Linked DNA regions of Homo sapiens: region 2 is linked to region 1. Evidence: chromatin loops called from intact Hi-C (ENCODE). Cell type or tissue: IMR-90. All regions are shown on one strand. Links, peaks and the distances in the headings refer to the core of each region. The heading gives the core; the rest is flanking DNA.

Region 1 (8,325 bases), core at 115-8,114:
GCCTGTAGTCCCAGCTACTTGGGAGGCTGAGACAGGAGAATCGCTCGAACCTGGGAGGCAGAGGTTGCAGTGAGCCGATATCATGCCATTGCACTCCAGCCTGGGCAACAGAACTAGACTCTGTCTCCAAAAATAATAATAATAATAATAATAATCTGGCCAACTGACTTTATAAGGATGGTTTATGGAACAGCAATGAGACAATGGATGGGGAAACATAAAAGCAAAAGGCTCTACATGGCAGAAGGGGCTGCAGAGATTACTTCCATGTCAGTGGCTTCCCAAGGCTCCCATCCTCTACCTCAAGTTTGACATTAATATTGCTGACAGGAGAGGGGGAGGTTGGGGGACACGGGGGACCCAGGGACGCTGTGTCCCAGTAATTAAACATGTCGGGACTGAAGCACTGCCAGCGGCAGCATCTGGTTGCAATTACCAGAGGGAACCAAAGTGATTAGTCACCTTTATAGTGAGAGCCAGGCAGGAACCCTGGGCTCCTCTCTGGAGAGGGCCTTCTAACCAAGCTCAGAGTCCCCTTTCCCTGCTCCCAGCCCATTTCTGGGAGTTCCCTGTTCCTCAAACAATAGCCCTGGCCTCGAGACTCCTCCATGTCCCCAAAGTCCCAGCCCACTGGGTTAGACGTTGACTGAAAGGAATACTGTAACTTTCCCCAGTGCCCTATCACTTCTAGTGTTTCTAGGGGCCAGATTAGGCTTTTTGGGTATAAAATGTGTTGAAGCCAAAATTAGATTTAAAAAATAATTTAACCTTTCTGAACCTAAATTTATTTATCTTTAAAATGAGAGTATTGGGCCAGGCATGGTGGCTCATGCCTGTAATCCTAGCACTTTGGGAGGCCGAGGTGGGCAGATCACTTGAGGTCAGGAGTTCGAGACCAGCCTGGCCAACATGGTGAAACCCCCGTCTCCACAAAAATACAAAAAATTAGCCGGGCGTCTTGGTGCGCATCGGTAGTCCCAGCTACTTGGGAGGCTGAGGCAGGAGAATCACTTAAACTGGGAGGCAGAGGTTGTAATGAGCTGAGATTGAGCCACTGCACTCTTCACTCTAGCCTAAGTGACAGAGCAAGACTCTGTCTCAAAAAAAAAAAAAAAAAAAGACGGGTATCAAGAGTTACCTTCGGGCTGGGCACGGCGGCTGATGCCTGTAATCCCAGCACTAGGGGAGGCCAAGCCACATACAGAGACATTGTGGTTGTTCAACTCGTTCATTTATTCACTCTCTGAGCTTACAAAATGCTTTTTTGTGGATCACCTGAGGTCAGGAGTTGGGACCAGCCTGGCCAACATGGTGAAACCCCATCTCTACTAAAAATACAAAAATTAGCTGGGCGTGGTGGTACACATCTGTAATCCCAGCTACTCAGGAGGCTGAAGCAGGAAAACCCCTTGAACCCAGGAGGCGGGGGTTGCAGTGAGCTGAGATTGCGCCACTGCACTCCAGACTGGGTGAGAGAGCGAGGCTCCATCTCAAAAAAATAAAAAAAGTTACTTTCGGCCACATGTGGTGATTCACACCTGTAATCTCAGCACTTTGGGAAGCCAAGGCGGGCAGATCACTTGAGCCCAGAAATTTGAGACCAGCCTGGGCAACATGGTGAGACCCTGTCTCTACAAAGAATACAAAAATTAGCTGGGCATCGTGATGTGCACCTGTAGTCCTAGCTACTTGGGAGGCTGAGGTGGGAGGATCACCTGAGCCCCATGATCACGCCATTGCACTCCAACCTGGGCAACAGGTAAGACCCTGTCTCAAAAAACAACAATGAAAACCACTACCTTCATAGCATTGTCATGAAGATAAATAACACATAAATGCAATGGAGTACAAAACCCAGAGTCTAGTTGACTGGAATAAGTGCTTTAAAAAAAATAGCTATTATTGGCCGGGTATGGTGGCTTACACCTGTAATCCCAGGACTTTGGGAGGCCGAGGCAGGCAGATCACAAGGTCAGGAGATCGAGACCATCCTGGCTACCACAGTGAAACCCCATCTCTACTAAAAATACAAAAATTAGCCGGGCGTGGTGGCACGCACCTGTAGTCCCAGCTACTTGGGAGGCTGAGGCAGGAGAATCACTTGAACCCGGGGGGTGGAGGTTGCAGTGAGCCAAGATCATGCCACTGTACTCCAGCCTGGGTGACAGAGTGAGACTCCATCTAAAAAAAAAAAAAAAAAAAGCTATCATTAACAATTGCCATTAATAGTTGATCACTTTATGCAATTTAATTTTATTTATTTTTTTAGTAGAGACAGGGTTTCACCATGTTAGCCAGGATGGTCTTGATCTCCTGACCTCGTGATCCACCTGCCTCGGCCTCCCAAAGTGCTGGGATTACAGGCGTGAGCCACTGCGCCTGGCCGCAATTTACTTCATTGAATCTCCAACAAGAGTCCTGTGAGGTAAGCACTATCGTTATCACTGTTTAGAGTTTCAGAGGGGTTTAGAGGCTTCCCAAGATCACACAATACATAAATAGCAGAACCAAGCTTCAAAACCAGGTCTGTTTGTCTCCAGAATCCTTGCTCTTTATCAAGCCACGTACAGAGACATTGTGGTTGTTCAACTCATTCATTTATTCACTCTCTGAGCTTACAAAATGCTTAAGAAGTGGCAAGACAATTCTTCCCTTCAAGAAACTTAGAGTCTAATGGGAAAGGCAGGTTATGTCCACAAATAACTACACCTCAAAGTAGAAAATGATGATTTTTGTCAATAAGGGCCAGTTAGAGATTAATTTATTCATATAACACGTACTGAGAGCTGCTGTGGGCTGGGCCCTCTGCCAAGCACTGGGTATAATTCAAAGATAAATATGGCACAGTCTAGTCATAATCTAATGGGAGAGACAGGTATGTAAAGAAATTATTATAGTTATAAGGAATTAAGTTATGATTTTAAAATATGACAAAATACAGAGTGGAAGAAACAAACTGTGTTGGGATAGGGGGCAGAGGCAGAGACTGAATAAACTTTCAGCTGCCAAAAAATGTAAAAGAGCACAGAAAATGTGTGATGGCAGCTCAGGGGGAGTGTGCATTTTCTGGAGGATGCAAGAAGGCTTCATGGAGGAGGTGGCACGTGGGTTGGCACTTGTTTGATGGGTAGCTTTTAGTAGAGGGTTGAACCAGAGAGAGCCTGGAGGCCTAGAAGCCAGTTATAGGGGAGAATCATAGCGAGGCAAGCAATGAGGAGGACAGGGCAGTGACAGAGGTGGTGAGGAGGGAGTGAAGGGAGGGATGCCAGAGAGGACTGGTTCAGTGGGAACAAGTCTGTTTTTAATTTTTTTATTTTATTAATATTATTTATTTACTTATTTTGTGTGTGTGTGATGGACTCTAGCTCTGTCACCTAGGCTGGAGTGCAGTGGTGCGATCTCGGCTCACTGCAACCTTTGCCTCCACACCCGGCTAATTTTTTGTATTTTTGGTAGAGATGCCTGCAATCCCAGCACTTTGAGAGGCCAAGGTGGGTGGATCACTTGAGGTCAGGAGCTCGAGACCAGACTGGCCAACATGGTGAAACTCCGTCTCTACTAAAAATACAAAAAATAGATAGGCATGGTGGTGTGCACCTGTAGTCCCAGCTACTCGAGAGGCTGAGGCAGGAGAATCGTTTGAACCCAGGAGGTGGAGATTACAGTGAGCCAAGATCGCACCACTGCACTCCAGCCTAGGTGACAGAGTGAGACTCTGTCTCAAAAAAAAAAAAAAAAAAAAAAAAAAGAAGGAAGCCTATCTGACTATTGCTTCTCCCCCGCCATCCTTCTTACAGCGTGAAAAGTGTTGTTGTAGAGAAATGTACAGAAGGGGTAACTGGCTCTGTCTGGGGACGAGGAAAGGCTTCCCGAAGGAGGTAAATTTTCAGCTAAACTTCTCAGGATGTAGAGTGCTTCCTCCAGTTGTGGGAGAGAGAGAGGAGGATATTTCAGGTGAAGCGAACAGCTTTCCCCGCTGACCCTGTGTTAAGTTGCCCAGGGGCTCTACGGCGAAGGTTCCCCAGAGGAAGGGATCTTCCATACTTCAATGAGGCACTTTAAGAAACCCTTGAGTTCAGCTGGAATTCAGACCTTCCAGAGCTACCAGAAAAACATCATGTGGGAAATTGTGCCCGGCGCGGTGGCTCACGCCTGTAATCCCAGCACTTTGGGAGGCCGAGGCGGGCGGATCACGAGGTCAGGAGATCGAGACCATCCTGGCTAACATGGTGAAACCCCATCTCTACTACAAACGTAAAAAATCAGCCAGGTGTGGTGGCAGGGGCCTGTAGTCCCAGCTACTGGGGAGGCTGAGGCAGGGGAATGGCGTGAACCTGGGAGGCAGAGATTGCAGTGAGCTGAGATCATGCCACTGCACTCGACAGAGCGAGACTCCGTCTCAAAAAAAAAAAAAAAAAAAGCGTCATGTGGGAAATGGCTTTTCCAGCCTCCTGTAGGGGCCGCTGCTGCCCCAGACTCAGCCAGTCTTGTCTAAGAAAACTCAGAGGACGTCTCTGCTGGGGTGGTGGTGGGGTACACCCTGGACCTGCCGCCATCCAAGGAGTGAACTTAAGGGCGACAGTGCCCCCAAGCCTGAAGAATATGCACTCAGTCAATGGCATTTGGGGGTAGGGAGGGGGTGTAGTGGGCACTGATATTTTTCAGTCTCTGGGTCACCACAAGTTTATTAAAATAAAAGAAAATGTGGGTAAATGCTGCCATCTGTGCTGTCCCTACTCCCAATACACACACACAGGCACACACACACACAGGCACACACACACACAGGCACATAAACACACACACACACACACACACACACACACACACACGCATAACAAATCAGGTCCCAGACTAGATGCAGGAGTTGAAACTGCTTTAAAAACACTCTAAGAACTTAACTACAAACCCACACTCCCCATGCTTCTGGGGCTTAAGATCTTTGAGCTCATTCTTCAGCATCTCTCCTCGGGAAAGTGGGGTGGGCTGCTCCATGAGGTGGAGGTGAAGACCCCTGAGTCTGCCCTGTGGAGGGGGAGGCCCCCTAAGCCTAGAGTCCCGCTGCAGGGCTCTGTGCCAGGAGCCCCCGTGAGCCATGGCCTCGAAAGGGCAGCGGTGATTTTTTTCACATAAATATATCGCACTTAAATGAGTTTAGACAGCATGACATCAGAGAGTAATTAAATTGGTTTGGGTTGGAATTCCGTTTCCAATTCCTGAGTTCAGGTTTGTAAAAGATTTTTCTGAGCACCTGCAGGCCTGTGAGTGTGTGTGTGTGTGTGTGTGTGTGTGTGTGTGAAGTATTTTCACTGGAAAGGATTCAAAACTAGGGGGAAAAAAAAACTGGAGCACACAGGCAGCATTACGCCATTCTTCCTTCTTGGAAAAATCCCTCAGCCTTATACAAGCCTCCTTCAAGCCCTCAGTCAGTTGTGCAGGAGAAAGGGGGCGGTCGGCTTTCTCCTTTCAAGAACGAGTTATTTTCAGCTGCTGACTGGAGACGGTGCACGTCTGGATACGAGAGCATTTCCACTATGGGACTGGATACAAACACACACCCGGCAGACTTCAAGAGTCTCAGACTGAGGAGAAAGCCTTTCCTTCTGCTGCTACTGCTGCTGCCGCTGCTTTTGAAAGTCCACTCCTTTCATGGTTTTTCCTGCCAAACCAGAGGCACCTTCGCTGCTGCCGCTGTTCTCTTTGGTGTCATTCAGCGGCTGGCCAGAGGATGAGACTCCCCAAACTCCTCACTTTCTTGCTTTGGTACCTGGCTTGGCTGGACCTGGAATTCATCTGCACTGTGTTGGGTGCCCCTGACTTGGGCCAGAGACCCCAGGGGACCAGGCCAGGATTGGCCAAAGCAGAGGCCAAGGAGAGGCCCCCCCTGGCCCGGAACGTCTTCAGGCCAGGGGGTCACAGCTATGGTGGGGGGGCCACCAATGCCAATGCCAGGGCAAAGGGAGGCACCGGGCAGACAGGAGGCCTGACACAGCCCAAGAAGGATGAACCCAAAAAGCTGCCCCCCAGACCGGGCGGCCCTGAACCCAAGCCAGGACACCCTCCCCAAACAAGGCAGGCTACAGCCCGGACTGTGACCCCAAAAGGACAGCTTCCCGGAGGCAAGGCACCCCCAAAAGCAGGATCTGTCCCCAGCTCCTTCCTGCTGAAGAAGGCCAGGGAGCCCGGGCCCCCACGAGAGCCCAAGGAGCCGTTTCGCCCACCCCCCATCACACCCCACGAGTACATGCTCTCGCTGTACAGGACGCTGTCCGATGCTGACAGAAAGGGAGGCAACAGCAGCGTGAAGTTGGAGGCTGGCCTGGCCAACACCATCACCAGCTTTATTGACAAAGGGCAAGGTGAGGGGGCGGGGTGGCAGGGGCACGGCTCAGAGGGAGGGGCATCTGCATGAATGGAGGGGCTTTCAAAGCCCTGGCACTGCCCTGGTGGGAGACACTGTGTGCATCTGGCCCGGGGTGGGTGTCTGGGGACACTGACACATATCTCACACATAGCAGATCCTAGGCTGCCCACACATCAGGGCTGGAGGGCACCTAGGAAGCACCAGGTCCAACGCCTGCAAGGTGCAGAGTGGGCACTAAAGCCTAGAGAAGAGACAAGACCTGCCAGTTCGTGGCAGAGTTGGAGACCAGATTCCGAGACTTGATTGCTCAGTTGTGCATCTGTACCTGCTGGGCTGGCCGAACTTTCCAAGCTTCACAGGTTTGTAGGCGGTCTCAGACGGCAGAGAAAGAAATGAATCTTGAGGTCCCCATGCTTCTGCAACTTTGCCCTCAGGCAAGGGGATAGAGGAGGCAAGAGAGGTGCACACAGTAAATGGGGCATCTTGGAGTCATGGAATGATGTTCAGATACATGGGGAGGGAGCAGACCCAGGGCCTAACTCGCAGTATGACCTTGGGAAAGCTCCTTCTCACTTGGGGTCTCCGTTTTCCCATCTGTACACCTATATGGGGTTGGACAGGGTGGTTTCTGAGAGCCCTTCCAACATGAAAACTTTAGATGCTGTCCTGAACATGCCTCATTCTCCTCATTAACTCCAGAGACTACCTGCTCCCCTCTGTCTCTCTCGGCCCACCTAATGTTACTGTTGCAGCTTTTCCTCTCCACTTGCTGTGTGATCTAAGCAAGTCCCTCCCCCTCTCAGGGCCTCAGTTTCTTCCTAGTGTGAAGAGGGAGGTGGGCTGTTGGTCGCTCAAGTTGCCTGCAGCTCATTTGCTCTGGTCCTAGGCTGGCAGGGTGGGGGAGGGGTCAGAGGGTGGGAGAGGCTCCTCATTAGAGCTGGCCTGGAGGGGGCTGCCAGGGGGCGGGGGAGGCACAGAGGCAGCAGGTCTGGCTGAGGTGGGGGAGGTGGTCTGGCTGCCTGCCCAGCCAGGGAAAGCTGTGACCCCTTGGGGGCTCATAAAATAAGTCCGTGTGCCCCCCAGCACTAAGGGAGCTTGGAGAGGGGGAGATGGGGAGTTTAAAGGCCTAATTAGTCACCTTCTAGAGCAATATATGAAAGCTCCCCAATGGCAAATTGCAATTTAGGAAGGAGGGCATGCTGATTCGGAGATACTACTGAGCTTCTCACATACACATACATAGCCTTATGTTTATACACACATGCTGAATCACACATGTACATGCATGCTGACTCACACACACACGTGCTGAATCACACACGTACACACATGCCGAATCACACACATATGCATGTGCACACACACCTTCTTACATACACACACAAGATCAATCATGCATATACAGACATATATGTGCTCTTCAAATAGTCACACAAGCCCAATCATTTATACATATAATGCGTCATTAACGTATACACTCTTTCATATTCACATATGAACCCAATCACACACATGCATACAACTGTAACACACACACATGCTCAGGAGAGTAAGACACATAGGCAACAAAATCCTTGCACTGGAAAGCCAGGAAAATTGGGCTGTAGGTCAGTGTGGACCAGCTTTGTCATTAACTTGCTGTGTGACCTTAGTCAAGTCACTCCCCATCTCTGTGCCTCATCTGCATAACAAGAGCACCAAGGTCTCCTTTAAGGGATGGTGGAAGCAGCTGAGAATTTGAGCAAGTCATCTAACTTCTCTGAACCTTGGGATTCTCCTCTGGAAAAGCGTGTATTTTTTTTTTTTTTTTTTTTTTTTTTTTTTTTTTTTTTTTTTTTTTTTAGCCAGGGTCTTTCTCTGTTGCCCAGGCCGGAGTGCAATAGCGAATTCACGGCTCACTGAAGCCTTGACCTCCCTGGGGTCAATCAATCCTCCCACCTCAGCCTCCTGAGTAGCTGGGA
Region 2 (8,325 bases), core at 104-8,103, 170 kb after region 1:
ACTGTTATTATCATTTTATAAATGAGAAAACAGAAAACTTATTAAAGATTTGCTCAGATTCATAGTGAGTGGTACTATGGTGGTTACGAACCCAGCCAGTCCAGCTCTAGAGTCTGTGTTTTTGACCATATCAATGGAGATCTATTTAACAAACACTCCTGGAGGCCCACTCTGCATCTGGCCAGGCTAGCAGCTCCTCCTGAGAAGCTCCTAGGCTGGTGGGGAGACAGGCTGAGTGTCTGATGGCAGTCGTGGGGGCTGGTGGCCAGCATGGCTTCTAGGAGGAGTTCAGGAAACATAAAAAGTTTCTCTCTTGATGCAGTGGCTCACACTTGTAATCCCAGGGCTTTGGGAGGCTGAGGTGGGAGGATTGCTTGAGGCCAGGAGTTTGAGACCAGCCTGGCCAACATAGTGAAACCCTGTTGCTACAAAAAAATGTAAATTAGCCAGGCACAGTGGCATGTGCCTATAATCCCAACTACTCGGGAGGCTGATGAGGCAGGAGGATCATTTGAGACTAGGAGGTTGAGGCTGCAGTGAGCTATGATCATGCCACAGCATTCCAGCCTAGGCGACAGAGTGAGACCTTATCTCTTAGAATTTAAAAAAAAATTTTTTTTGAAGGTTTTCTTTCCATCTTCTTGCCCTCGAGCCCTGTGAAAAAGTGGCTTTGAAACATGCATGCCCATCATTGCTTTTCAGATTGGGTAACTCAAGGCGTCCCTGGAGTACACTGAGGATAAGTGTTTGAGAAATGCTGTCTGAAGGAATGAAGTCAGTCTATGACAACGTCTCTCTGCCGTGAATCATTCCTGCAGATGAAAAAGTGTGACTTGGCAGCTGGTAAGTGAATTAATGGACCACGTGAACATGGGTAGATATGAGGCAGTTGTCTGCCACCAGGTGTTTTTTCAAACCTGGACGCCCATGGGCACTGAGTATGCCCGTGGGCACTGGTGAGGACCACATAAAACCGGCTCCCCATGCCCACCCTGGCCCGGCCCTTACGTACATCCTTCCTTGCTGATGAAGGCTCCTTGGGGAGCCTGTGGGATGCCCTTCCACACGGTGATGGGCTTAGGGTAGCCAGGGTCCGTGGCCCGCCGCTCCTCGCTGTAGCGCCAGTACCGCTCGCCTTTGAAAAAGTAGGTCTTGCCCACAGGTTCCCAGCGCAGAGCTGTGTCAATGCCTTCACGGGGCAAACAGCTGCCCAGCTCCCCCAGGCTGTGGGGGTACCCAGGCTCCACCGTCACCTCCTTAAACACCCAATACTTGTCACCTGTGGCCAAGAGGAGCCCAGGATCAGCTTCCCCAGTCACTCAGTGCCGTTTGCCCATCTTCAGGGTGTCAGGTGAAAACAGTCTGATGCCCTCAGCCCCTTGGCCCAGTTAGAGTTGGGAAGGGCACGAAGCCTGAGGCCAGTCACAGATCCTGGACAACTTGCCTCTGCTGCCTGGGCTCCGAGTCCCACCCTCTTTTGTTCATGTGACTTGCTCCTCTCTCCTCTCTGGTGATCTCAGCCACTTACATGACTTTGCATATGCACTACCACTCCCCAAACCTGCTACCAGTGACACCCGACTCTGAGGCTCTCCCACTGGACCTGAGCAGCAGAGCCAGAAACCCTGACCTCCCTCGGCCTACCGGCAGCTCTGCATTGGCTGGCTCCCCAGAGCTCCTCATCTGCACCACAGAGGGGCTCCCTCCTCATCACCTTCTGCCTCCCAGGTCCCCAACAGGGAGTCCTAGCCTCACTGTTGACCCTCTCTTTCCTTCTCCTCTCAGTATTCAGCCACTTCTTTTTTTTAAGATGGAGTTTGGCTCTTGTTGCCCAGGCTGGAGTGCAATGGTGTGATCTCAGCTCACCACAACCTCCACTTCCTGGGTTCAAGCGATTCTCCTGCCTCAGCCTCCTGAGTAGCTAGGATTACAGGCACGTGCCACCATGCTTGGCTAGTTTTTGTAATTTTAGTAGAGACGTGGTTTCACCATGTTGGTCAGGCTGGTCTCAAACTCCTGACCTCAGGTGATCTGCCAGCCTTGGCCTCCCAAAGTGCTGGGATTTCGGGCGTGAGCCACTGCGCCTGGCCGAGTATTCAGCCACTTCTGAGGCCCTCTGACTCTCCTGGCAGCTGTCCCCTGCCCTTCAGCTGCACGGCTCCTCCCTCATTTGGGCCTCATGAGTGGCGCGCTCCAGAACCACCTCAGAAATGGCTGCCCTGCCCCTGCCATGTCTGTCACCTCCTGCCCTCTGGCTCTCTGCTGCTCGGAAACATTCCATGAATTTCCAGCCTTGGCCTAATGGATCAAGACCACATTCTGGCCTGGCAGCCAGGGCTCTTCAGGATTTGCCTCCAAATGACCTTTCTGGGCCATTTCTCACAGCTTTCCAAGGCGGGGCCTCCGTGGCCATCAGGTGGGCCTTCTAAGCCCTGTGGCCGTCCGTACACATCCCAGCCCTGCTCCTTTATTCAGCCGTTGTCCCTCTGGAATGCCTTCCTTGCTTCTCACTATCTGTATCTCACCCATCTGAGGTCTGGCCCGAGTCAAGATAACTGTCATGAAACAACCTAGCACAGTGCTGGGTACAGGGTGGGCACCTTAGCTCCCTCCCACACCCTCCCCCGACCTCCCCAGCTTGAGTGACCTCTTCCCTCTGGGTTCTTACAGAACTGACCCGATGGCCTCCCATGAGGTACTGGGTGGTCTTCAATTGCTTGTCCCACACTCTACTTCATGTGGACGAAGCTGGTCACCCCACCAATCTCGGCACATACAGATTCTCAGTCTCACTTTCTGACTTGATTTGTCAGAGGTCAGTGTCTCCGTTAGACTAGAGGGGCCCTCTGAGGACATCTGCCTCCCACCCCGCCTCTTCCAGTTTAGATGGGAAAAAGGAGGTCCCAAGACCTTGGGCAGGGAACTGTCCCACAGCACAGTCTACATTACCTTTGAAGAAGACAAATCTCCCATCGGCCCTTTCATAGGCTGCGTCGATGCGGGCAGGCAGGCCCTTCCAGAACTGCTCGATCTGCATGGGGTAGCCCTCCTGCACTCGGTTATTGCGCAGACGCCAGAACCAGCGATCCTGGGAGGAAGCGGGAGAGGGGGAGAGAGGTGTGTCAGGCCCTGCCTCCGAACCCAGTGATTGCAGCTGTGGGGCTTAGGTCCCAACAGCCCAGCCCTCCACCGAGACTGTCCATTAGCTGCTTCTGACTTTTAAAGCCCTGGGAGGAAGACAGGATGCTCCTGTAACTGTCTTCAATTCAGCCTCCTGCTGACTCTTGCTGCTGGGTGGACAATGAGACAAACAGCAGACAGGCCTGGTGTGGAAAAGGAGGTGTGAGGGAGCCGGAAAGGATGATGTTGGGGCCTGGAGTGGCCACATGGGGGCAGTGGAGCGTCACTGACATCAGCCAGACTGGTCCTCGGGACAGTGGGAGGCTGGGGTGGTCACTGAGCCTGGGCCGAGCGCCCTCCATGAGGCTGGCTCCATCCAGCAGGGCCAGGATCATGGAAGCCAAGTCATGGGAATTCCCTCGAGACCTGGGCATGAATTCACATTCCTCCATTTATAGCTGCATGACCTAGGCCTCACCTGCAAGTGCAGGTAATAATGGAGAATCAGATGAGAGATTCTAGGCAAAATGCCCAGACCAGTACGGGGCACACAGTCCATGTTGAGTAAATGGCAGCTAAATAGTCCGAGTCCAGTAAAAACGCCTCTTGTAACTGGTGCCTCAGTCTTGGGCTGGTACACAAGCAGTCTAGGCAAGGCCTGTAGCCTCCAGGCCTCAGTTTTCTTTCTTTTTTTTTTTTTTTAGATGGAGTCTCGCTCTGTCACCCAGGCTGGAGTGCAGTGGCGCAATCTCGGCTCACTGCAAGCTCCGCCTCCCAGGTTCATGCTATTCTCCTGCCTCAGCCTCCTGAGTAGCTGGGACTACAGGCGCCCGCCACCACACCCGGCTAATTTTTTATATTTTTAGTAGAGATGGGGTTTCACCATGTTAGCCAGGATGGTCTTGATCTCCTGACCTTATGATCCGCCCTCCTTGGCCTCCCAAAGTGTTGGGATTGCAAGGCGTGAGCCACTGCGCCCAGCCTCCAGGCCTCAGTTTTCTTATGTGTAAATGGGGATGATAAAACCCGGACCTGCCTATGAACGGTTCAGTTGGATCAAAGTAGAATGAGTGCAGAAGAAGAAGCATGATTTGTAAAAGATGGTACAAAAGCTAGTATTTTAAAAGGTGTTTTACAAAGCACTTTCACATCCAGGTTTTTGACCTTATTTTGACTTTCATGTCTCTGTTAAGTTGATCTGAGATATACGGAGTCTTAAGAAAGGCCAGGTGACTTGCCTAGAGCCACTCAGTGAGAAGCCAGACTGGGGCTGACTCACGCTGCCCGATTCCTGCGCAGTGCTCAGTGCGTGCTGGGAGAACTCCACAAGGGGAGCGAGGCAGCCTCTTTCACCATCCTGTGTGATGGAGCCACCCTGCCCAGATCCCCTTCAGAGAAGGGCTTGTTGCCCCAGTGGCCAGCAGTGTGGCCAGCAGGCAGTTTTCAACTGTCAGCCCCTTTGGGGATGTTCCCTGCTTCAGAGAGCTCTCCTCAGTCACTGGATGCCCTTCCTCATCCAGTGATTGAATGAGGTAGGGGTTATAATGTTCCAGATATTTTGGACCCAACGTAGGCTGAGTGACAGGCCACCGTAGCCCCAGAGCTCCCTGCGGGGGTGGCTGAGGCTGCCATGGGCCTCTGTTGCCACTTAACCTCTCCCTCTTCCCTGTCCTGCTTCCTTCTCCCCCTCACAAATGTTGATTCTGAAAGTACTCTCTAATCGAAATCCTGCATTCCAGACCCCACCTCAGAGTTCACTCCCCGAGAGCCCAACCTGCAACACGTCAAGCAGACTGCCACCCTGTCAGTCCATGGCTGATGGAGGACAGATGACAAGATATACCCTGGGCTGCTGCCAGTAGCAGCCCCTCAAGCCTTGGTAGGGTCTGGAGTCAGACTCAGCCACCACTGACCTAGCCCCTACTCCAAGTTGACCATCTTCAGAGCCGGGTACTCACTGGATCTTCACACACTCTTTGTTAGAGGAATGACTCCCCCAGGTTTCGGATGGAGAAACTGAGGTCCCAAGAAGGGTGGTCACAGACCAGAAGCCAGCTTCCAGCACTTTCTCCCAGCATTAACCCCAGGGGAGGTGAGGGATCACCCATCTTTCCCCCTCCCTCTTGGGAACAGTTGATTCACCCAGCAGCACTAGGAAGAGACCCCATGCCCTGGCCACTGGGCTAGCTCCTGTCCAGGCCCCATTGTAATCGAATCCCAAATCAGGAGCCTTCCCCAGCTCCATGATGTCGGGGAGGAGGAGGAAAGGTCAGGGGCCAGCTGGGTGGTGCCAATCCATTGGCCCTACCTTAAAGACAAACATCTCGCCCCGGAAGAGGGCCACTGTGTTGAAGTTGCCGTCACAGATGTTGGGTTTGGTGCCTGGTGTGGATGGCCGGTCCCCGAGGGGCGGCCGAGGGGGCCTGGGCTGGCGCTCGTGTTTCCTCTCCGATGGTGAGTGGATCCTGCGGACGGGGAGTGTAGGGAGTGGCCTTGTGGGCTCCAGAGGCTCGGCTGGGGGTCCTGGAGAGAGGAGCTGCATCTTAGAGAGGGGGCAGCCGTTTCCCGCCTCCCATTGCCAGTCTCAGCATCACCCAGGCAGCTCTGAGACAAGTCTGTCCCAGTTCAGCCTCCTGTTCCCTCTCCCCAGTTTAACTCCCCCAGTCTTTGAGAAAATGGATGAAAATAGCCATTAGAATGGGACTCTCATCTTTCCATCCCCGAATCTGGTATCTTCTCTTTTCTCTCTCCTGTTACAGAGCAATCATGTCCTTCCTTAGGGTCAGCGCTCTTCCTTAGGCCATACCCTCTTTGCCCCCTTCACACGCACTGGCCCCACTTCCTCACCCCCTTCATTTATTCTCTTTCCCACCCCAGTGCAGCTTCTACCCGTCACCCACTCCAACTGCTCTGCCAAGATCATCCAATGGTTACTTGACTCAGACTTTAATAAGCACATGCATCATCTGGGGATGTTGCTAAAATGCAGATGAGGGCTCAGAGGGCCTGGGGTGGGGCCTGAGAGTTTGCATTCCTTCACACTCTCAGGTGATGCTGATGCTGCTGGTCTGAAGACTACATTTTGAGCAGCAAGATTCATAGAAACACTTTCCTGGAAACACTCTCTTGGTTGTCCTCCTGCCTCATGGGCTGTTCTTTCTCAGTCTCCTTTGCTGGCTGCGTGTCCTCATCTGCCCTACTCTAGAGGCTGGCGTGCCCTTGGGTCCTCTTCTCTTCCGTCTCTACATTTTCATCCTTAGGTCAGTGCTTCTTCACTTGGGCTGCATATTAGGATCACCTTTGGGAGCTTTTCAAACTGGATGTTCAGGAAGCACCAGGCCAGCTCTCCAACTTTTTTTTTTTTTTTTTTTTTTTTGAGAAGGAGTCTCGCTCCGTCCCCCATGCTGGAGTGCAGTGGCGTGATCTAAGCTCACTGCAACCTCTGCCTCCCAGGTTCAAGTGATTCTCCTGCCTCATCCTCCCAAGTAGCTGGGACTACAGGCACGTACCACCACACCCAGGTGATTTTTTTTTTTTTTTTTTTTTTTTTTTAGCAGAGATGGGGTTTCACCATGTTGACCAGGCTGGTCTTGAACTCCTGACCTCAAGTGATCCACCCACCTTGGCCTCCCAAAGTGCTGGGATTACAGGCGTGAGCCACCACGCCCAATACCCAACTATTAATAAAACCAAATCTCTAGAGCTGAGGGCTGGGTGTCTGTGTTTTTTTATTAGAATCCCAAGGTAATTCCAAAGGGCAGCCAAGTTGAGAATCACTGCTCTAGGTGGTCTCATCCAGGCTCATGGCTTTACAGACCTGCATCAGAGCTGTCCAGTAGAGTGTTCTGTGATGATGGAAATGGTCCATATCTGCATCGTTCACTACAGTAGCCCCTAGCCACAGCCACATATGGCTACTGAGGTCTTAAGATGAATGACTAGTTCTTAGTGTGACTGAGACCCACTAAAGAACTATAACTGAAATGATAATTTTAATATATTTTTGGGGGGGTAGAGACAGGGGTCTCACTTTGTTGCCCAGGCTGGTCTTGAACTCCTGGCCTCAAGCAATCCTCCCACCTCGGCCTCCCAAAGCGCTAGGATTACAGGTTTGAGCCACCGCGCCCGGCCTAATAAATATAAATTTAAATTTCATTACTATGAAATTTAATACTAGTTTATTTAATAGTAGTTTATTTAATACATACTAGTGTATGACTAGTGGTTACTGTATTGAACAACAAAGATCCCAAATAAGTATTCCAGCCTAGATTTTTTTTTTTTTTGAGACGGAGTCTCACTCTGTCGCCTAGGCTGGAGTGCAGTGGTGTGATCTCAGCTCACTGCAACCTCCGCCTCCCGGGTTCAAGTGATTCTCCTGCCTCAGCCTCCCAAGTAGCTGGGATTATAGGCGTGCACCACCATGCCAGGCTAATTTTTTGTATTTTTAGTAGAGACAGGGTTTTGCCATGTTGGCCAGGCTAGACTTGAACTCCTGACCTCAGGTAATCGCCCGCCTCGGCCTCCAGCCTAGAATTTTGAGCTGCAGACTGGTGGACCCTATTGCTTCACAATTACAAAAGCTGGAAACCCTGGGGGCATCCTTGACCCTCCCTCCTTCCTCTCACCCCATGTCTGATCTGTCAGCAGATCCTGTTGTTCTACCTTTGGAATAGCTTCTGGGACCCACAGCCCCCACCTGGTCTCTGCTGCTTTACTTGTGGAGGTCCTGCCTGTCCTCCAGGGCTCTGGCTGGGTCATCTCCTCCAGAGGGAGCCCTCCTTCTGTGCTCCGTAGCCTGTGGGCTGTGGGTGCCTGTGCTGTCTTGACAAGCATTTGCTCAAGTAAACTGGTCTCCCTAGCTCACCTGACTTGACCAGAACAAGAACCTCACATACCAGTGTGAACAGAACTGGGAGAGAGGTGTGTAGGAGGCCTTTCATATCTTACCTAGATAGCAGTAGCTTCTCATCTTTCACCTTTTCTTTCTTTTTTTTTTTTTTTTTTTTTTTTTTTTTTTGAGACGGAGTCTCGCCCTGTTGCCCAGGCTGGAGTGCAGTGGTGCGATCTCAGCTCACTGCAACCTCTGCCTCCTGGGTTCAAGTGATTCTCCTGCCTCAGCCTCCCAAGTAGCTGAGATTTCACTTGCCCACCACCACACCTGGCTAATTTTTTTGTTTGTTTGTTTTAATATTTTTGGTAGAG

The links. Hi-C counts contacts between places; a loop is a spot of excess contacts. Peaks named below come from ENCODE experiments on the same cell type or tissue, not always from the same donor. Only the 100,000 strongest peaks of a DNase experiment are listed, where the experiment ranks them.
Region 2: it touches region 1 in a loop (4-fold over the local background); 3 of 110 quality-filtered maps call a loop at or near these places.

The regions. Positions count from the first base shown.
Region 1 is chr20:35,435,332-35,443,656 of GRCh38, reverse strand. It overlaps GDF5 (growth differentiation factor 5), which reads left to right and starts at 5,429. Exons shown (of 2, transcript NM_000557.5): 1 at 5,429-6,359. The coding sequence starts at 5,729. RefSeq lists a silencer at 4,505-4,564 and promoters at 5,256-5,509, 4,974-5,728. In IMR-90, for the core only: a CTCF peak has its summit at 4,457 (motif pointing right); DNase peaks (open chromatin) are centred at 456, 4,466 and 5,396; H3K27ac peaks cover 1,531 bases.
Region 2 is chr20:35,264,523-35,272,847 of GRCh38, reverse strand. It overlaps MMP24-AS1-EDEM2 (MMP24-AS1-EDEM2 readthrough), which reads left to right. Exons shown (of 15, transcript NM_001355008.2): 2 at 703-843. MMP24 (matrix metallopeptidase 24) reads right to left here. Exons shown (of 9, transcript NM_006690.4): 6 at 5,429-5,643; 7 at 2,950-3,088; 8 at 1,013-1,279. Among named protein-coding and RNA genes, the nearest start is that of MMP24-AS1-EDEM2, 9.4 kb to the left of the region's middle. In IMR-90, for the core only: CTCF peaks have their summits at 3,389 (motif pointing right) and 7,905 (motif pointing right); a DNase peak (open chromatin) is centred at 3,387.